Regions from separate parts of the Homo sapiens genome. Here region 2 is linked to region 1. Evidence: chromatin loops called from intact Hi-C (ENCODE). Cell type or tissue: IMR-90. All regions are shown on one strand. Links, peaks and the distances in the headings refer to the core of each region. The heading gives the core; the rest is flanking DNA. Region 1 overlaps IQCK (IQ motif containing K). Region 2 overlaps IQCK (IQ motif containing K).

Region 1 (10,965 bases), core at 1,308-9,307:
TGAGGCAGGAGAATCCCTTGAACCAGGGAGGCAGAGGTTGCAGTAAGCCAGGATCACGCCACTGCACTCCAGCCTGGGCCACGGCGCGACACTCCATCTCAAAAGAAAAAAAAAATCATAAACTCCCTTATCTGAAGCAATTACTATTGTTATTTACATTTTACAGAGGAAGAGACTGAGGCTTAGAAATATTAAAATTACAAGGTCACAATACTAGCAAGGTCTGGGGTCACGCATCTACAAAGAGGTGGAATGAGGCCCTATTCTCAGGTGAAAATGGCTCCAAATTCTATTCTAAATCATTAAGCTTCCCTTACACTGTAGTGCCTCCCACACAACAATAACTACTTAATCATTCAGCTTCCTTTATACTAGACTGCCTCCCACATAACAGCTATGACTATAAAAATATGGATAGTTCCAGGACTTCAAAGCATGAATTGGCACACTTTTTCTTTTTCTTTTTTTTTTTTCCTTTTTGAAACAGAATTTCACCTGTTGCCCAGGCTGGAGTGCAGTGCTGCAATCATAGCTCACTGCAGCCTCGACCTCCCAAGCTCAATGGATTCTCCCACCTCAGCCTTCTGAGTACCTGGGACTACAGGCGCACACCATGGTGCCCAGCAAATTGTGTAAATTTAATTTTTGTAGAGACGGGGTTTCACCATGTTGCCCAAGGCTGGTCTTAAATTCCTGGGCTCAGGCGATGCTCTTGCCTCAGCCTCCTAAAGTCCTGAGGCTATATATGTGAGCCACCATGCCCAGTCAAACTTTTTCTTAAAGGGTCAGATAGTAAACATAGGCTCGTGTCACAAATATTCAACTCTGCCACTGTAGTGCAAAAGCTATTACAGATAATAGGTAGAGGAACGGGCATAGCTGTGTTCCAGTGAAATTTCATTTACAAAAACAGGTAGCTGACCTGTGTAGTTGGAAGGCGTTCAGCTTCGGAACGTTATGAATAACTGACAGATGATCTTTCCTATGGTATCATGGAAACATCCATAGTACTTGATTTCTGACACTGAAGTCTGATTTTAAGAAAGCTCTGTTTCGTCTCTCTTCTCTATTTCCTGGATAACCCTTTATGATTCTAAGGGGTTAACAGTTGAAACATCTTTTGGATCTGGGACTAGTTTATGACCTGGCTTTTCCTGTTCCTAAAATGTAGCAGGAGAAATGCAGTTCTCTAAACAACCAAGAGAGTCAATGATTTACTTTAAGATACATTCTTTCAAAAAAACCTCATTTTCATTCTTTAAAAAATGGCTTCCTTCTTTAGACATAAATTCTCAAGAGAAGGCTGAAATACTTGCAGGGCTGGTTTTTTGTTTTGTTTTGTTTTGTTTTTTTCCATTACAGGATGTGATTCTAGCAGTTGCTTAATTCTAGGAGGTGTCTTTATATTACATTCTCAGATTCTAAGCTCATCATTATTTCTAAGAGTTATGTTTTGATTTTTACTAATACCTATCATTTTAAAAGGTACTAGTATTTTCAGAATGACAAGGAGAGTCCATCCTTGGCCATCTATCTGTAATGTCCAGAATGCAGTAAGAGAATTACACCCTCCATTCACTCATGTAACAATTGGTCAACCAGAAGAGGCCATGGGGAATAGCACTCCTTTACAGGTTGGCTCTTTTCCAAGAGAAACGCTAATAGGATTAACAACATTTAATGTGTATTGAGTGCTGTCTATATGCCAGACACTCTTAAGTTTTGCTTAACTCATTTATCCTCACAACAAGAACATATTACTACGATGTACTACATACAATTCATATTTTACAGATCAGAAAATGGGGGCACAGAGATGCTAAATACCTTGCCCAAAGTCACTTACTAGTAAATGGAAGGATAAGAATTTAGCTGGGTTCGGTGTCTCATGCCTGTAATTCCAGCACTTTGGGAGGCAGAGGTGGGCGGATCACCTAAAGTCAGAAGTTTCAGACTGGCCTGGCCAACATGGTGAAACCCTGTCTCTATTGAAAACATAAAAATTAGCTGGGACTGGTGGCACACACCTGTAATCCCAGCTATTCGGGAGGCTGAGGCACCAGAATTGCTTGAACCTGGGAGGTGGAGGTTGCAGTGAGCCACGATAACACCACTGCACTCCAGCCTGGGCAACAGAGTAAGACACTGTCTCAAAAAAAAAAAAAAAAAAAAGAATTTGAGCCCAGATGGTTGAACTCCAGAACAAGCCCCTTCACACATTAGCTCATTTAATCTTTCCTGAAGTCACCAGGCTGGAGCTAACAGTCACAGCTGCCATCTGTGACCCGGTCCATATTATTTCTAACGCAGTGTATACGGTAAGTTGCAAAAAGGGCCACCATTCTCCACCCTTCCTGTATCTGCACTTTGCAGTGTGACTTTACAGCTCTTCCCATCAAGAATTGGAATCTATAAAAGGGAACAAACTCATGTATTTTGCAGCAACATGGATGGAACTGGGGGGCATTATCTTAAGTGAAACAAGCCAGACACAGAAAGTCAAATATCGCATGTTCTTACTCATAAGTGGGTGCTAAAACCTGTCTATACACAGATGGATAGAGTGGAATGACAGACAGTGAAGACTCGGAAGGGTGAAGGGGTGGGAGGAGGGTGATGATGACAAACTACTTATTGGGTACAATGTGTGTTATTTGGGTGATACCCTAAAGCTCTGACTTTGCCACTGTGCAATCTATGCATGTAATGAAATTGTATTTAAACCCCACACATTTACTTAAAAAAAAAAAAAAGGAATCTATTTCCTAACTCTTCGGATCTGGGCTGGCCTTGTGACTTGCTTTGGCCAATCTAACGTGTGAAAGTGACACTATGTCAGTTCCAAGCCTCAGGCTCAAGAGGCCTTGACGTGTCTAATTGAATTGAAGCAACCCTGCCTGGCTGCCCTATGAACAACCTAGGGTTAATCTGATAGAGGATGAGAGACCACATGGAACAGCTCATCCCAGCTGAGGCCATCCTAGACCAGCCAGCATCTAGCCTATCCAGTAGCTGCCAAAGACACATGAATGAACCCAGCCAAGGCCAGAAGAAACTCCCAGCTAAATCTAGCCCAAGTTGCTAACTTGCAAAAAAGTGAGCTAAATAAATGGTTATGATTTTTTGCTGGCAGAGATAGGGGTCTTGCTATGTTGCCCAAGCTGGTCTTGAACTCCTGAGCTCAATGATCCTTCTGCCTTGGCCTCTTAAATTGCTGGGATTACAGCCATGAGCCACGATGCCTGACCAATGCTTGTAATTTTAAGCCACTAACTTTTGAGGTAGTTTATTATATGGCAAAAAAGTTAACTGATAAAGTACATAATAATCGAAATGCAATTTATGGCCAAATGATAATGTTCCCCCTATCTGGCAGTTAGTCAAGACTGCTACCACAGCCATCTGGCATAAAGCCATGCCCCTCAAAGCCGGCGGACAAAGCTTCAGACCAGAGGAGGAAAATCCTGCCACAAAGCCACTGCCCTTCACTTTGTTAAAGAACCATTGGGTCACCCTCAGGTCAGAGCCTGCTGACTTTCTTTTTAAAGCCTTGTCCTTTGAGGATCACTTTGATTTTTAGAAACAAAAGCAACTCGTAGCCAAGTTTGGGAAATGAAGTGATCAATGCTCTTTTGTTAAAAATAAAAAAGAAACTTGACTATAAAGTTATAATAAGATTTTCTTGCATGGCTTACAAACTAGATCTGACGGCAATTCTAAGAGTCACAATGGGAAATGTTTTCAGCACCCACAGCCTTATCACCATGAGACACAGTAGGAATGAATGTCAGGTTGGGGATGGTTAATGGCAACAACTAAGACCTACTATTTGATAGCAAAACAGGGTAACTACAGTCAATAAAAACTTAAGTGTACATTTTAAAATAAGTAAAAAAGTCTATGTAATTGGATTGTTTGTAACACAGTTACTTAGGGGATGGAAACCCCATTCTCCATGATATTTCGCATTGCATGCCTGAAGCAAAACATCTCATGCACCCAATAAATATATATATCTACGACGTACCCACAAAAATTAAAAGAAAAAAAAAAAGAAATGAAGCTAGACTCTTTTTTTTTTTTTTTTTTTTGAGACATAGTCTCACTCTGTCCCCCAAGCTGGATCTCTGCTCACTGCAACCCTGCCTCCTGGGTTCAAGTGATTCTCATGCCTCAGCCTCCCGAGCAGCTGGGATTACAGGCACATGCCACCAGGCCTAGCTAATTCTTAGTATTTTTAGTAGAGAACTTGGTGGAAGTCATGTTCCAGGTCTTGGCTTTGCACTTTTGCTTTTACCCTCTTGGAAAGCTGCTGGAGACCACCACGCTGTAAAGGAGCTGGGCTGGCCCACTGGAGGATGAGAGGCCACATGAAGGAGAACCGAAGTGCCCCAGCTAGCAGGCAGCACCAGGGCCCCAGACACATGAGTGAGATAGAATTGGACCTTCCAACCCAGCCCAGTTACCAGCTGAACGCAGTCACATGAGTGACCCCAGGAGAGAGCACCAGAACTGCCCAGTCGGCCCAGAGTCATGAAAAATAATAAATCGTTATTTTAAGCCATGAAGTTTTCAGGTAGTTTACTGTACAACACAGCAATCAGGTAACTGATAAATAGGTTATATTATATCATCTAAGCATTTCATTTCAGGATAGCAAGAAGCACACTATACAATGCTATGACAAGGGAGCACTGGGCCCAGTAGGGTTGAGTCACGGCTCTAATTACTTCCAACTGCTTTTAAAATAAAACCCACTTTGTTTACTGGCCCATGTGATGTTACGGCCGCTGCGGGGCTGACCCTGTCAAACTCACCTCCTCTCTCTTTTGCTCACTCTGCCCCAAACATACTGGCCTCCTTTTTGTCCCTGGAATAGGTCACAGAATTTGGCAGTACTGGGTCATTAGTAAACTTGAGTTGTACCAGACATAGTGAGCATTTAAATGCCAGAGTGCCACATTAAAGAAAGAATGAATGGTAAAAAGATGTAGGTGAGGTGATTCACTGAGTGTGTCAGTGAAAAGGAAAGAGAGAAAGAAAATAACCTAGACGATGCAGCAGGGTCAAATATGAGGACTTGAAAATGTTACTTATCATTAACTTTTATTTTTCCTGATTACAAAGGTAACTCGTGCTTCTTTTGAAATTTTTTAATATACCCAAAATATTGGAATATTAAATATAGGAGAGCAAAGGGTCAAAACTTTCATCTCTTTCCCATCTTCCATGTGATTCTTCACTTATTGGCCAACGAATTTAGATACTATTATCTGCATTCTGTTACCTTTGGCTTGTTGTATACATGGCTGCATAAATCGCTATACACACAGGAAATGTCTGTACAGTATCTATTGTTGGCCACAGATGTACTTCCACCAGCTATTTGTACAAAGCAATCATTTTCCGTTATTTACCTTTCACAGAGTATATTTGTTTAACACAATATAAAATACTGCTAGCACCCAGCTAATTTCACAGCAAAACTAGAAGGCCATTGGCTTTATTTGTAGATTGTCACTCTAATGCCATACAGATGCCACTTAAAAAATCTCAATTACTTTTTTTACATGATTGAAAATGACCCTTTGAGAAAGGGTTAAATAAATCTATTTCACTTGTTAAATTCGTATCATGAAATGTGGAGGTCTTGATCTAACTCTCAGGCTGAGATAATTCATGGAAATCATGTGCTTAAGGTTTATTCTCCCAATTGTAATCTCCACCAAAAATTAAGGATTAGGGAAATACCTGCCTATTAAATATGCTGAATTTTACATTGAGCATTTAAAATAGAGTTAAATATCTAAGATGGGCCAGGTGCACTGGCTTATCCCTGTAATCCCAGGACTTTGGGAAACCAAGGCAGGAGGACCACTTGAGCTCAGGAGTTTGAGACCAGCCTGGGCAACACAGTGAGACCCCATCTCTAAAAATAAAAATGAAAATAATTTTTAAAATGAAAAAATATACTATTTGTGTGCTTAGAGAAAAGAAGAAAAAATAATCTAAGCAGGAACAACTGTTTGTTTAGAAACTATATTAAATTCATAGTATTTAAAATGATATATATAAAAGAATCACAAGATGAGTGACTCAAAATCAAAATAATCAAGCTTGCATAGCTTTTGGGGAACAGGCCTGGGTTGAAAGGGTCTGCCTGATTCCAGAGGCTGGAATCATGGAATTGCTGAACCATGTACCACACAATGCCTGAATTCATGTGTGCAGACACACCTACACCTATACACACACCCACACACACCACACACCACACAATAGATGTGTGTGTAATTGGCCAAATGCTCTATGGCATAGTAATTAGGTGCCAGCTCTTGCTGTTTCTCTGTCTGCTCTGTTCCCCCTGGTCTTCCTTGGAGTTTCATGGTACTGGCAGGACAACCTAAATAAAAGGCTTGCTAACTTCTCACTCCTTTTCTCCACAGCCTCCAGACCCATCTTTCATGTCAGAATCTGACCTCTGCTTTCAGCAAGCTGTGTGACTGACCATCAGAGTGGAGCAGTGGTCAAACTCTTAGACTCTGGAACAATTCTTGGTTTGAGTCTTGGCTCTGCCACTTTCTAGCTGTGAACTTAAGCTTCTTGGTTAGCCCTGGTGCTGTACAGCCCTGATCCATAAGATGATGATAATAGCATCCACCTCCAAAGATTGTTGGGAGGATTAAATGAGTGACTGCAGGTAAAGTGCTTAGAATGACATCTGGCACAAAGCAAGGCTCAAAAAGTGCTGACAACTACTATTCTTGAATCCTAGCCTCTTGCTCTACTCTCTGGCTCTCCATTGTCTGTGAATGAGGCTCCTTCAATTTGAGGGGATTTGCTCCTTGCCCAGCTCCAGCTCCAGGGAGCCTAGCAGACTTAGGCGGTCTCCCCATTGTTTACCTCCCTCCAGAGGCAGTAGATCCAGTCACTGCAGGTATAGTTAATAAATTACCTCCTGTGTGTAATAACTACAACAAACTGAATAAAGGTCACAGACCTCCAGAGTGCTCATGTAGCTTAATTATGATCTTAAAAGTAGGCCCTGACTTTTATTTATTTATTTATTTATTTGAGACAGAATCTCACTCTGCCACCCAGGCTGGAGGGCAGTGGCGTGATCTCAGCTCACTGCAACCTTTGCAACCTGGGTTCAAGCGATTCTCCTGCCTCAGCCTCCCGAGTAGCTGGAATTACAGGCACGTGCCACCATGCCCAACTAATTTTTTTGTATTCTTAGTAGAGACAGGGTTTTGCCATGTTGGCCAGGGTGGCCTTGAACTCCTGACCTCAAGTGATCTACCCGCCTCGGCCTCCCAAAGTGCTGGGATTATAGGCATGAGCCACTGCATCTGGCCAGCCCCATCTTTTGAGAATCCATATTCATTCATTTATCCAATAAATACTCATTGAGTTCCTACTATGTTCCAGGCACTATGGGGGCCATGTCATAGAAAGAAAAAACAGAAAAATAATGAAGTCAAGTATAAATAACTAGACATCAGCAGTTTAAGGGCAAAACGCAGATCAGCAAGTATTTTTGAGCAACTTAATATAAATGTTATTTCAAGATATAATTTGAATGGCATCAATAAACAATGAATTACGCTGCTGTGTAAGAGCCAATTGGATGCAAGTTCAGTTGTGGGTGACAGATAAAAATGCCCCAGTTATGTAATTTTGGTTGGAGGCCAGTCATCATTCAGTTTAAGCATCTATTCCCAATGACAGGATGTGAGGAACAGCTGAATCAAGAAAATGTGAATCTGTTGTGCAGATCAGGATAAGGGGAGTTCCACTTGGGTCTGACAAATGTTGAAATGGTACTAATGTCATTTTTAAGCCTTCGAAAATAACCCACAAAAGACTAGATGACCGGGGACGGGGGAACATGGAGGGAATCCGATTTAATTAAAAAACCCTAAGTCAGGAAATGAAGAAAGTTAATAGTAATTTACCCACCTTGCGTATTTGTAGCATTCAAAATACTGAACTTCCTGGCAAAGCGTGAGAAGCAGAGGAGGAGGAAGTTAACATTCCTTGGGTCTGGAAGTATCATTCATTACTTCCCCTCTTCCGCCCAATGACAGGAGCAGGTCTGCTGTCCTTTCAATAGTTGAGGAAACTGAGGCTCACGGATTACTTAGGGCCATGCTGCAAGGAAGCAGTCTAGCAGGATTTTGAACTCCCGTGTGCCTGCCTTTCAAGCTTCTCCACTCTTATAAGTGAACAAGTTTGTTGTTGTTTTTGTTGTTTTTGAGACTCAGTCTCACTCTGTCACCCAGGTTGGACTGCAGTGATGAGATCTTGGCTCACTGCAAGCTCTGCCTCCCAGGTTCAAGCAAGTCTCCTGACTCAGCCTCCCAAGTAGCTGAAATTACAGGTGCCTGCAACCACACCTGGCTAATTTTGGTATTTTTAGTAGAGACGGGATTTCACCATGTTGCCCAGGCTGGTCTCGAACTCCTGGGTTCAAGCAATCCTCCCGCCTCGGCCTCTCTAAGTGGTGGGATTACAGGCATGAACCACCATGCCTGGCCACATATGAACAGTTTTAACAACCCACATTTTCTACATTGCTTTATCATTCATTATACAATTTAAACTTTAATGCTCTGTTCAAGCACCCTGGAGCATCTGACATCTAGACTGTTTTCATTTAGTCTCAGGAGTAGCTCATCTGTAGGATGTCAACAATGAAATATGAGTTGGCACAAGGATGCCTCATTAATCTCTAATATAATTAGAAATTTATCTGGTTCTTTCAAAGCATTTTATCACTGCTTACAGGCTGGAAACTGTTTCTAGCCCCCTTGTTACAAAATTATTTATGGTCAAATATTAGATATGCAACCTTCATGTAAAATCTTAATTACTGCCCTTTTAGCTGATTTTTGTGCCCTCTGAAAGGGTATAAATTAGAAGAATAATGGCCAAGTAAATTAGAATAAAGGTTGCACAATGGAATATACATGCACCAAGGTCTAGAAATGAATCCCCAGCTACAGATCCACTGTAGCCATTTCTCCTTATTCATTCTTATTTCAGAGGAGTGAAAAAAACAGACACAAGGGGAAGAAAAATAAAAACAACTTTAGTTCATCATTATGGCTCCTCTAGGACAGGACCATGTCTTCTTGTCCCCTCAGTGTGCCCTGGGGTCTGGCCTCATGATCAGCACACAGCAGGGCTTAATGAATGTTTGTTGAACAGAACCAAACATGGGCGACTCATCCTGCTTCATCCTGCTTGTAGATATTCTTTTTTTTTTTTTTTTTAGATGGAGTCTCGCTCTGTTGCCCAGGCTGGAGTGCAGTGGCACGATCTTGGCTCACTGCAACCTCTGCCTCTCGGATTCAAGCCATTCTCCTGCCTCAGCCTCCCGAGTAGCTGGGACTCAGGCACCTGCCACCACGCCCGGCTAATTTTTGTATTTTTAGTAGAGATGGGGTTTCACCATGTTGGCCAGGCTGGTCTCAAACTCCTGACTGCATGATCCACATGCCTCAGCCTCCCAAAGGGCTGGCATTACAGGCATGACCCACCGTGCCCGGCCAGATATTCTTTACATGTATGAAAACAAAGATTATTCCACTGTGCTCATTTCATTGTTTGATCATTATATTCCATCCTTTGTTCAATCGAATAAAAAGACACAGTGCACTCAATATACTTTGGTCAACAGCAAGATAGGAAAAAGTGATACAATTGCTGAAATGTGACTCGTGAGGTGCTCTTCCTCACTTAGCAGCAGAACAGAAGGCAGAGGGACAAAGCCATCTGACAATGGTGTGGCCAGGCTGAAGGTCTGCTCTGGGACCACTCTTCAACCCAGCCTCACTCCCCTTCCATTCAGCCACACCTTGCACCTGTTTAACACCACGGGATACCTACCAACTGTATCACACCACAATTTGATACAATTTCTGATGATGATCATAGCAGTAGTCAAAACACAGATGATGGGGGAAGGTCAGTTATGAGTAGTGGACAAGAATTAAATTGTCAGGAAAAGCCAAGTGAGCAAATGAAAAAACAGATAAGAATTAGAAGCCGTTTAAATTTGATAACTGAAGGCAAGTAAGCAGTCTGTTCTTCAGAAAATAGCTATGAATGAAAAAAAATCAGTATCTCTGGGAGCTATTTTGAGGACAGCCTCCAACTCCCATTTACTAGGAGGGATGGAAACCCAGGCTTCAGGATCATCTGGGCCTTGGTTGGAGATGTGTGCTGTCTGTTGCTTACTAGGTGACCTTGAGTAATGCTCAACTTCTCTGTGTCCCAGGGCCATCCTTGGTAAAAGGGAGGTGATGAAAAAGAAGATCTGGTTCAGAAGGTTATTGTAAGGGTGAAACAAGATGGTGCATAGGATGCCAGTGCTGACGCACAACGGGCAATAAATCAATGAGAGGGCTCCTCTTTTTTTTTTTGAGACAGGGTCTCACTCTGTCAACCAAGCTGGAGTGCAGTGGCGCCATCATGGTTCACTGCAGACTCAACTTCCAGGGTTCAAGTGATTCTCCCACCTCAGCCTCCCAAGTAACTGGAACCACAGGCATGTGCCACCATGCCCAGCTAATTTTCGTATTTTTTGTAGAGATGGGGTTTTGGCATGTTACCCAGGGTGGTCTCAAACTCCTAAGCTCCAGTGATCCACACGCCTCAGCCTCCCAAGGTGCTGGGATTATAGGCATGAGCCACCACACTGGGTCTTCTCTGACTTTTGATATAATTTCTGATGATTATCATACCAGTACTCAAACCACAGGTGACAGGAGAGCAATTACCTGGATTTAATCATCAGTACCTGAATCATTGACTTTATTTTACCAGCTTTTTTGTTTACAGTTCTCATCAGCAGAGTGCCCTCTCTTGTTAGTGAAAATAAGGGATCTGATCATTATGGTCTTCCCAGGTTCAATATGACAACCATGACTGTAGTAGCACATCAGGAGAAAGAGTGGG
Region 2 (10,965 bases), core at 1,406-9,405, 91 kb before region 1:
TTAAGTGACAAGTCTCTGGATGCCACGAGAAGAAAATGAGGGCAATTCCAATGCACGTGGCAACAGTAGGGCTCATGCAAAAGATTCCTTAGTCTCCCCCATCTCCCTCCTACTCAGATCTGGCAAAGTAAGGCATTTTTGAAAAGGTTTCGTAGCCACCAAAGTATTACCAGTGACAGTGAGGTGGGTACCTTTTTTAGATCTCTTGCTACTATTCTGTGTTTTTCATAATGAGAATGTATTGCTTTGATATGGGGACAGGTTTTAAATTATTTTTAAAAAGATAATTTAAAAGAGATAATGAGAGTTGAATATGAAAACTGGCAAGACGCTTTAGCTGTTCACATCCTAAATTTAGATCCTAAGGGTGAACACCATGTGTCAACAGCCTTGGACTGGTGCTCACAGAGAGAAGCAGGGACAATTTGGTGGGCGGGATCGTTACTCTTTAAGGCAGGCTCACAGGCATAAAGAAGCATGTGCTTCATGCCCTTGGCAATGCAACCAGAAGTCCTAATGGACTTTGCAGGAAACTGAACACCAACAGATTTCTCTTGAGTGTTTGAACTCCATAAATAACATCTGTGCATTGCAGCCTAATGAGGAGAGAGAGAGGGAGGACTCTGGAGTCAAGCTGCTTGGTTCTGCTATGTTTTTGCTGTGTGGCCCCAGATATACTGTTTGACCTCTCTCTGCCTCAGTTTCTTCATCTATAAAATGGAGACCATAGCAGTAACTACTTCAAAGGTGTAAAGAATAATTGAGTTGCTACTAGTAAAGTGCTTGGGAAAATGCTTGCCTCATAGTAAGTGCACAATGAATGTAAACAAACACTCCTTTTTATTATTTTTAGAAATTATGGATAATCGAAAAAGAAAAATAATCACTTGCATTTCTGTTTTAGAAAAAAAGGCAAAAATCAATCAACTCATCAATCGCCTGCATTACAACCACCCAGAGATAATCACTATTAGCATCTGGGGATTATATTTTAATGGACTTTTTGTCTTTCTTTCTTTATTATTATTTTTTGAAACGGAGTCTCGCTCTGTCGCCCAGGCTGGAGTGCAATGGTGCGATCTTGGCTCACTGCAACCTCCACCTCCCGGGTTTAAGCGATTCTCCTGCTTCAGCCTTCTAAGTAGCTGAGATTACAGGTGCCTGCCACCACACCTAGCTAATTTTTGTATTTTTAGTAGAGACAGGGTTTCACCATGTTGCCCAGGCTGGTCTTGAACTCCTGATCTCAGGTGATCCACCAGCCTTGGCCTCCCAAAGTCCTGAGATTACAGGCGGTCTTTATCCATTTATATATTATATGTAAGCATATATCTTCCCTTAATTTTTTTTTTTTTTGGAAACAGTTCTGTTTGCTTTATTTTTCTTTTTTTGGAGACAGGGTCTTGCTCTGTCTCCCAGGCTGGAGTGCAGTGGCACAACCATAGCTCACGGCAGCCTCAACCTCCTGAGCTTTAAGAGGTCCTCCTGCTTCAGCCTCCTGAGCAGCTGGGTCTACAGGCATGCACCACGCTACCCAGTTATTTATTTTTTATTTTTTTAGTGGATACAGGGTCTCTTAACACTGCCCAGGCTAGTCTCGAACTTTTCAAGTGATCCTCCCAACTTGGCCTCCCAAAGTGCTGGGATTACAGGTGTGAGCCACTGTGTCCAGCCTCAGTTCTGTTTACTTGCCCATAGAGCGTTTGGCAAGCTGGCTGATCTGGGAAGGAGGTTATGTAACACAGATCCATTCATTCAACCAACAAGTATTCCTTGACTGTCTACCATGTGCTGGGCACTGTTCTAGATGCTGAGGACAGAGCAATGAACAAAATAGGAAAGAAAGGTCCCTGCTGTCAGAGAACTTACATTCTAGTGCAGTCACATAGACAATAAACAAAATAAATCATTAAAATCCTGGGTGACTGGCCGGGTGTGGTGGCTCACACCTGTAATCCCAGCACTTTGGGAAGCCGAGGAGGGTGGATCACTTGTGGTCAGGAGTTCGAGACCAGCCTGGCCAACATAGTAAAACCTCATTGCTATTAAAAATACAAAAATTAGCAGGGTGTGATGGCGTGCGCCTGTAATCCCAGCTACTCGGGAGGCTGAGGCAGGAGGAACCCTTGAACCCTGGAGGTGGAGGTTGCAGTGAGCCAAGATCATGCCATTGCACTCCATCCTGGGTGACAGAGTGAGACCCTATCTCCAAAATAAATAAATAAATAAATAAATAAATAAATTTTCTCAGTTCTGCCACTTCAAAGCTGTGTGACCAAAGGTGAATGATTTAACCTCTGAGACACAGTTTCCTCCCCTGAAAGATAGAGGCAATAATAGCTTCCTTTTTTTTTTTTTTTTTTTTTTTTGCTATGGAGTCTCACTCTGTGGCCCAGGCTGGAGTGCAGTGGCGTGATCTTGCCTCACTGCAACCTCTGCCTCCTAGGTTCGAGCAATTCTGCAGTCCCAGCCTCCCGAGTAGCTGGGATTACAGGCACCTGCCATCATGCCTGGCTAATTATTGTATTTTTAGTAGAGACAGGGTTTCACCATGTTGGCCAGGCTGGTCTCGAACTCCTAACCTCAAATGATCTGCCCACCTCGGCCTCCCAAAGAGCTGGGATTACAGGCATGAACCACTGTGCCCGGCTGGGCAATAATAATTTCTACTCATTCTGTTTGCTGTGAAGATTAGAAATAATATATGCAAAGTGCCTGGCGTGTAGTTGGCACTCTAAATCAGAGCTGCTATGAGGATTGCGGATCTTTGCAGACACGCAACGTTTGGCAGCCACAGGTAGGCAATGCTGTCCTGTAGGCCGGGCCCCAGCTTGACAAGGCAGACAGAATTTCCCATTGCCCTCCCGGTTAGCTCCAACTTGCATTCAGAAAGAGTCATTCTGGGTGTGACAGGTTCAAATGTAGTGACAGGAGGAGCCTCCTTCCAGAATATGTGCTTCCTACCTTCTCAAACATGTGATCAAACTTCACAAAAATCTCCTTTAAACCTCCCTACTCTTTTCCTCCAAACTTTCCCAAATTGCCAAATACCGAATTCATGCCTCCCTCTTCTCTGCCTCACCCTCTAAACTTCCGGATTTACTCTCTGCCTCCCCCAGTGATCCCACCTCGCTTTCCCCAACAAAAGCCCAGTAGTGGGCAGAACATTCACCATCTATTGTTCTTGCCTTCAACGTTGAGACCAAACTCCCAAACCCGGCAACAGCCACCAAAACGGCATCAACAGGTTTTCAAGGTTTAGATTCGCCCAGACAGCAGGCCTCTTGCCTGGGAGGCAGGATATTCTACAGCAAACACCTATGGGATATTCTGTTTTGCTGTTATAGAGATTTCCTGATTCAACCATTCAATTTTTCAAAGCAGAAAACAAGGTCCATGTAGCTGGTAAATTGCACAGTCGAACAGGAACTCAGATCCCCTGAATTTTAGACCAAATGAAACTGCATTAGTGAGAAGAGCCTCGCAAAGGAAGATTTTGAATCCAAAGCTATTACTGGGATCTTGTAGCTAATCCATAGTATTAGGGCTTTGCTGATGTGGTTACAACACATTCTCTACCAAGAATAAACCCATGTAATCACTTTTTCTGGCCTCTAGCCTGACACAGCTTATAAATTTCCCCCAGGAGATTCTAATCTGCAGCCAGCATTGAGAACCACTGCTGTACATAAATTACCTGGAATAAAAACTTTATTTTTGCTGACAGCTTTAAAAAATATTACTAAAACCAGCCACCAGTTACTGACCATTCACTTTGTGCCAGAGATCTATTTAATTCCATACACGGCTGTTTTACTTAATCCTCACAGTAGCCCTTTGTGACAGATCCTAATTGTCCCCACACAACAGAGGAGAAAACAGCCTGGAGAGGATTAACAACTTGCCCAGGAACCATCCTGATGGTAAAAGGCAGGAGCTCGGTTCTGTCAGACCCTCCAAAGCCAATCTTTTTATTTTTATTTTTTTGAGACAGGGTCTTATTCTGTTGCCCATGCTGGAGTACAGCAGCGTGATCATGGCTTTCTGAAGCCTCGACCTCCCAAGACCAAGAGATCCTCCTGCCTCAGCCTCCCAAGTAGCTGGGACCACATGCACAGACCACCATACCCAGCTAGTTTTCATATTTTTTGTAGAGATAGTCTCTCTGTGTTGCCCGGGCTGGTCTCGAACTCCTGGGCTCTCGAGTGATCCTCCCATCTTGGCCTCCCAAAGTGTTGGTATTACAGGCATGAGTGACTGCACCTGGCTGCCAATATTCTTAACAATATGTATTAATGATATGTTGAATGCTTTGCTTAATTAATAATAATTATCATTTATTGATCACTTATTATGGGCCAGGCACTATTCCAGTTCATTTAATCCTCACAAAAACTCTATGGCTTGGTTACTAGTATTAGTATTGCCATTGTATTGCCAGACAAACTGAGTCACAGAGAGGTTAAGCAACCTGCTCGAGGTTGCACAGTGAGAAATGGGAAACTTAGCCCAATCTGGTCATGAGCCGTCTAGGGGTTTGTAGATTTATCTATATCCTTCAAAAGCATTCCGCATCAGCCAGGCACGGTGGCTAACGCCTGTAATCTCAGCACTTTGGGAGGCCAGGGCGGGCGGATCACAAAGTCAAGAGATCAAGAGCATCCTGGCCAACATGGTGAAACCCCATCTCTACTAAAAATACAAAAATTAGCCAGGCGTGGTGGCGTGCGCCTGTAGTCCCAGCTACTCGGGAGGCTGAGGCAGGAGAATCACTTGAACCCGGGAGGCGGAGGTTGCAGTGAGCCGAGATCACATCAGAGATGAAGCTCATGAAGTTGGAAGTGGTCATTCGCATAAACTTCAATACAGGATCTTGAACTTTTAGGGCAAATCATTAAGAAAGGAAATCATCTTTTATTTTTTAATCTCAGAACAGTAGGGATCTTCAGGCATTGCAGTGGGAGGCTTCTGTCATGTCATAGCTGTGCAGACTTTTGCAAATTTTAAATGAAAAGATATGTGTAAAAGTTGATGTCATCCAAACATCCCCAGACACTGGTGAGTCCTAAAAATAGAATTGGTGAAGGCAGTGCCAAGGCATGAAGTCACTAGATGTCTCTTAATCAAATTATTTATTTTTCAGGTTAAAATGGAGAAGGAACTAAGTTTTGAGGAACTATGAAAGAAAAAAATGAAAATGAAAATGACACCTTAGATTTACAGATATATTTCTTCTGAAGGAGCCATGGTCCTATCAAAACAATGACCTCATTTAGAATTATTACTAAGGCATAAGAATTCTCATTTTACAAGTAGAGAAAATGTAGCACAAAGATGACATCATCCATCAAAAGTCCCACAGTGGGTTGGTAGCATTAAGTATAAATTAATATAACATTTTTGGATGACAGTATGGTGATCACTGTCTAAATTTAATATGTGGGTGTCCTTTGACCCAGCAATTCCACTTCTAGGAATTAATCCTATAGAGGTACTTCTACAAGGCTGGGCATGATGGCTCACGCCTGTAATTCCAGCACTTTAAGAGGCCGAGGCAGGTGGATCACCTGAGGTCAGGAGTTCGAGACCAGCCTAGCCAACATGGTGAAACCCCGTCTCTACTAAAAATACAAAAATTAACTGGGTGTGGTGGCACTCGCCTATAATCCCAGCTACTCAAGAGGCTGAGGCAGGAGAATCACTTGAACCCGGGAGGTGGATGTTGCAGTGACCCAAGACTGTGCCACTGCACTTCAGTCTGGGCGACAGAGCAAGACTCTGTCTCAAAAAAAAAAAAAAAGAAAAGAAAAGAAAAAGAAATACTTCTACAAGCAAGCTAGAATATAGTTACAACAATGTTTATGGAGCATTGTTCATAATACAAGCCAACTATCCATTCATAGGAATTGGTTTTACAAAAGTATGGTACAGCGCTATCATTTTTATGGAGCCACTAAAAATAATGGGATAGATCTGTGTGTGCTGGCATGAAGCAGATGGCAATGATATATTGCCAAGTGAAGAAAAAACAAGCCAGTTACAGTACAGCATATATAATATGGTTACATGTTTATAAATATATATATTTACGTTTTTTATTTTTTTGAGACAGAGTCTTGCTCTGTCACCCAGGCTAGAGTGCAGTAGTGTGATCTCGGCTCACTGCAACCTCCACCTCACTGCAACCTCCACCTCCTGGTTCACACAATTCTCATGCCTCAGCCTTCCAAGTAGCTGGGACTACAAGCATGTGCCACCATGCCTGGCTAATTTTTTTGTATTTTTAGTAGAGACGGGGTTTCACCATGTTGGCCAGGCTGATCTCAAACTCCCGGCCTCAAGTGATCCGCCTGCCTCGGCCTCCCAAAGTGCTGGAGCTATAGGCATGAGCCACCGCACCTGGCTTATATTTGTATGTTGATAGATGAATGGGAAAACTATGGGCTGATATACTCAACAGTGATTGTCTTTGGAAAATACATCACTAAAACTTGACCTTTTTTGTTAGATGATAGACTGTTGGTCACAAAGGTTCTCAACTAATGGTAGAACTCACTTCCTGAGCCACAGGCTAGAGTGTTCCTGGTACCCAGGTTCCCTCTCTGGTGGCCAAACCTTTCTCTGCTCCTCAAATGTAGATGGACAGAGGATTTGGAAAGAGGGAGAAAAGAATATTCTTATCCTTATTCACTTAACCCTGGTTTCTTGCTTTAGTGAAAATATCTCCCCAAAACACTCATGTAGATCCTGCAGCCTTTGAATGGGGCTCTCAGCCTCCTCTACTGCCAAGCCTCCCCTATACTAGTGGTCTGTGGTCACTCCAGTGTCAGGGTGCAGGCTGGGAGGCATAGCCAGACACTGCCTGCTGTCCAGCCTGTGGGTCCTTAGTTACCATGCTGAGAAGCTTTGCACTGGACCACTGTGGCCTATTGGGCACTTGGGTTACAGAACAGCATGGCCTGGGATGGCTCTAGCCTCTTTGGCATCAGGTAGATCCGGGTTCAAATCCCTGGTCTCTGGCCTGACTGGCTGCGTGGACTTGTGCAAGCCATGTATCCTCCCAGCCCCGGTTTCCTCATCTGTACGATGGAGATGATCTCACCTCTCTGAGATACCATGTGTGAGGACTACGTGGAAACATAAGGTGCTTAGTGTAGTGTCTGGCACATGGCATAAGCTCCATCGCTCGTAGCTACTCCTTAGTTGCAGACATCCTTCTTTGCTCTCGGCAATGCACCCAATTACATGGGCTAGGAAGGAAAGAACTAAGTTCCAGCATATCTTATGTATTTATTTATTCTGAGATGAGGTCTTGCTCATTACCCAGGCTGGTGTGCAGTGGTGCAGTCACCGCTCAGTGCAGCCTCGGGTTCCTAGGCTCAAGCAATCCTCCCACCTCAGCTTCCTGAGTAGCTGGGACTACAGGAGTGTGCTAGCACGCCTGGCTAATTTTATTTTTTGTAGAGACGGGGTCTCATTGTGTTGCCCAGGCTGGTCTCGAACTCCTAGGCTCAAGCAATTCTCCCACCTTGGCCTCCCAAAGCACTGGGATTACAGCTGTGACCACAGCCTCCAGCAAATCCTAAGGTCACAAGCAGGTGGGGCGGTAAGATGAGGTGTTCATCTTAAGAATAGCCTTTAAACCACAGGGAAATCCTAATCGCTAGGATTTGTCATTGTGGTCTAAATTAAAATTAGGGAAAAGAACTTTCTCTGGTCTCCACCCTCTACTCTGGGCTTTCATGTTTTCCCTCTAGAAGGAAACACTGCTCTAAGAAACTTACTATATTTGGGAATAAAATGGTGTTCAGTATGTTATAGTGTCCTCTTTATGAAAGAAAAATCAAGTCTCAGCTCCAGGAAGGTGTGCTTCCAAGAAACTCACTTAATCTTGAGGACACAATAAATCATTAATAATCGTATTTCCTTTATTGTTGTGGCTTCCTGGAAGCTCAGAGCCATATTTCTATTCACTATAGGAACATTTTTGAGGCCATGATTCACATTGCATAATGTATTAGGGAAGCGCTGAGTATTTCCCGAACAAATGGCCCTTTGTCTTTTTTCTTATGGACACTGTGAATTTATGTAATAGATTCTATTTCCATCTTACTTTGGCAGGTTTTCCTAAGAAACTTCTATGTTGGTCAAAGGGTACAAACTTTCAGTTATAAGATGAATAAGTTCTGGGGATCTAATGTAAAGTATGGTAACTACAGTTAATAATACTGAATTGTTTATTTAAAAATTGGTAAGAGAGCAGATTTTAAGTGTCCTCACCACACACATACACACACACAAATCGTAACTAAGGGTGATAGATGTGTTCATTAATTTGATCATAGTAATCATTACACAGTATGTATGATACGGCTTGGCTCTGTGTCCCCACCCAAATTTCATCTTGAATTGTAATCCCCATGTGTGGAAGGAGGGATCTGGTGGGAGGTGACTGGATCATGGGGGAGGTTTCCCCCATACTGTTCTTATGATAGTGAGTGAGTTCTCATGAGATCTGATGGTTTATGTTTGACAGTTCCCCCCTCACTCTCTCTCTCTCCTGCCGCCATATAAGACGTGCCTTGCTTCCCTTTTGCCTTCCGCCATGATTTTAAGTTTCCTGAGACCTCCCAGCCATGCAGAACTGTAAGTCAATTAAACCTCTTTTCTTTATAAATTACCCAGTCTCAGGTATTCTTTATAGCAGTGTGAAAATGGACTAATACAGTATACGAATATTAAATCATCATGTTGCACACCTTGAATATATATAATTTGTATTTGTCAGCCTAGGCCTTGAAGTTAAGTATTTTACTTACAGAACTGAGTGGCTTTATTTTTTTCCCTAATCTTAATTATTCCTTAATTACCACCTTTACCTAAAAATATCATATTGTGTGTATTTCCGTAACTACTAAAAACCACTCTTGGAATGAAGTAGGAAATAAAACAGTTAAGCAAACAAAAAGTAGACAATTCATTTCCTTTGACAGATCAATCTCTCCAAGTCTCTGCCTTTTCTTCAAAACGTTAAGAAGTGATAGTTATTTAGAGATTATTTGTGCATATATAAAGAATATACACACAAACACATACATGATAAATTTATCTGATGATATATATGATGTATATATATGTGTGTGCATATATATATACACACACATAGGTAATGTAATCTGATGTTATGGGAACAATTTCTATGGTTTCTTTCTCCCTGCTCATACTAGATTTCTAAATAAAATATGGATATTCAATTACAAAGCACATTTGAAAACAATTACTGACTATGTGAGGCTAAAAATATGCTATTAATCGAGACACGATATTTTTTACTACATCTCAAAAATGACTTGGGCATCTTATTTTAAACTACATTGGCTGAAATTCTTACCATACACGTTTTAAAATAATTCCTGCATCTGTCCTGATGGATAGAGACTTGAAGATAACTTCACACCGCTTCCATCCTAGAAGAAAATACTGTTTGGGACAGTCAGTCTCTGACTCACTGTAATGTGAGACAGGCTATATATGACCACAATTCCACCCCGACAGCTGATGTGACTCTCCCTCAGACCTCCTGACTGCCCAAGGTTGCTCTAAGCTATGAACTTGGTAAAATCTCTTTGTACTGTAAATGCCGGAGCACAATGTGGATAAAATGGCAACAACTTAAAAAGATATGCCTGTCTCCTGGATTTGTACATAGATGAGCTTTTTTTTTTTTTAATGAAGTTGAAAAACCATTTTCATTTGCAATCACTCCACTATTTTTTATTGCAAGTCTAAAGGAGAACTAGCATGTGCTTAACATCCATTTTCAAACTGCTTCACTGCAAGCCTTTGAGGTCTAATTGAGGTGTCACCTTGGCTGGGGAGATTTATTTTGTAACCCCCCACACTACCCAGATTCATAAGGTTTAAAATAGGAAGTAACTCTAGCGCATGAGCTTAACAAAGTGATTCAACTCGGCGACAGTTAAAGGGAACAAGAAGTTCTGCTTCACCTGGTGTGCAGCAGGTTGTACTCTGCTTCTCGTAATTCAGCCCCTAGCTGGAGGCTTCAGTCCATGAAAACATAAACAGCAAGAACCCTGAAGCCCAGAGAGGAAACTGAACAGGTCATATGTCATGTTCCAGAAGATTCCTGAGAAGCTGGGTCTGAGAGCAGAATCTAAGAGAATGTCTTAGCTCTCTGCATCTGTCCTCCAGGATATGTTAGAACACTGGACAGAGAAAGGGAAGTCCTGGGCCCAGCCCCAGGCTCTCCTCTGCTGTGTGACCTTGGGCAAGTCATTCAATCTTGCTGGAACTTCATTTCTTCATATGTAAAATGAAGCCCAGAGCTTCATCCCCTAAATATGTTCAGACCATCTGCTCTGTGCCAGGCTCATGATGAATAAGACAAACACGGTCCTACATGAAAGCCCATGGAGCTTGGAGTCTATTGGAAGAAATCAACACAAATATTTTAATAATACTATCATGACAATAACTAACATTTATGGGAACTATGTGCCAGGACTTGTTCTAAAGATCATCATCTCTTATAATCTTGTAATAACACTTGTACGAGATAGACACTATTATTACTAGTCCCATTTTGCACAAGGGAAAACTAAAGCTTCATGAAGTTCAGTAGATCAGGGTCACATGGATAGAAGTGGTAGTTAGGATTCCAAAGGCAGGTCTGGCCAACTCCAAAGCCCGGTCCTTTACCTGTCCTTTCTGCTGTCCTGACTTCCTTCTTAACTGATCACAGACCTGGGGACAGACTTCAGAATTGGCTTGTTTGCCCAAAGGCCATTTCACGGTCTCAGCGTATATGGGAACCTATCCATGGGTTCACACTGGGGTATTTACTGAAGAGGTGTTTCTTGTTTGGAAAGCACGGCTCACTCCTTCTGGAGCCCTTGGAAGGTGGCACGGGAAGCCAGCAGCAGATGGTGGAAATGGAACTGCTTC

The links. Peaks named below come from ENCODE experiments on the same cell type or tissue, not always from the same donor. Only the 100,000 strongest peaks of a DNase experiment are listed, where the experiment ranks them.
Region 2: a loop joins it to region 1, with 2.8 times the contacts of the local background. A loop is called at or near these places in 2 of 110 quality-filtered maps.

Annotation. Positions count from the first base shown.
Region 1 is chr16:19,739,280-19,750,244 of GRCh38, reverse strand. The region is part of intron 4 of IQCK (IQ motif containing K); the gene reads right to left. Among named protein-coding and RNA genes, the nearest start is that of IQCK-AS1, 21 kb to the left of the region's middle. In IMR-90, for the core only: no CTCF peak of the experiment used is centred there; a DNase peak (open chromatin) is centred at 4,724.
Region 2 is chr16:19,830,423-19,841,387 of GRCh38, reverse strand. The region is part of intron 8 of IQCK (IQ motif containing K); the gene reads right to left. Among named protein-coding and RNA genes, the nearest start is that of GPRC5B, 49 kb to the left of the region's middle. In IMR-90, for the core only: no CTCF peak of the experiment used is centred there; a DNase peak (open chromatin) is centred at 5,037.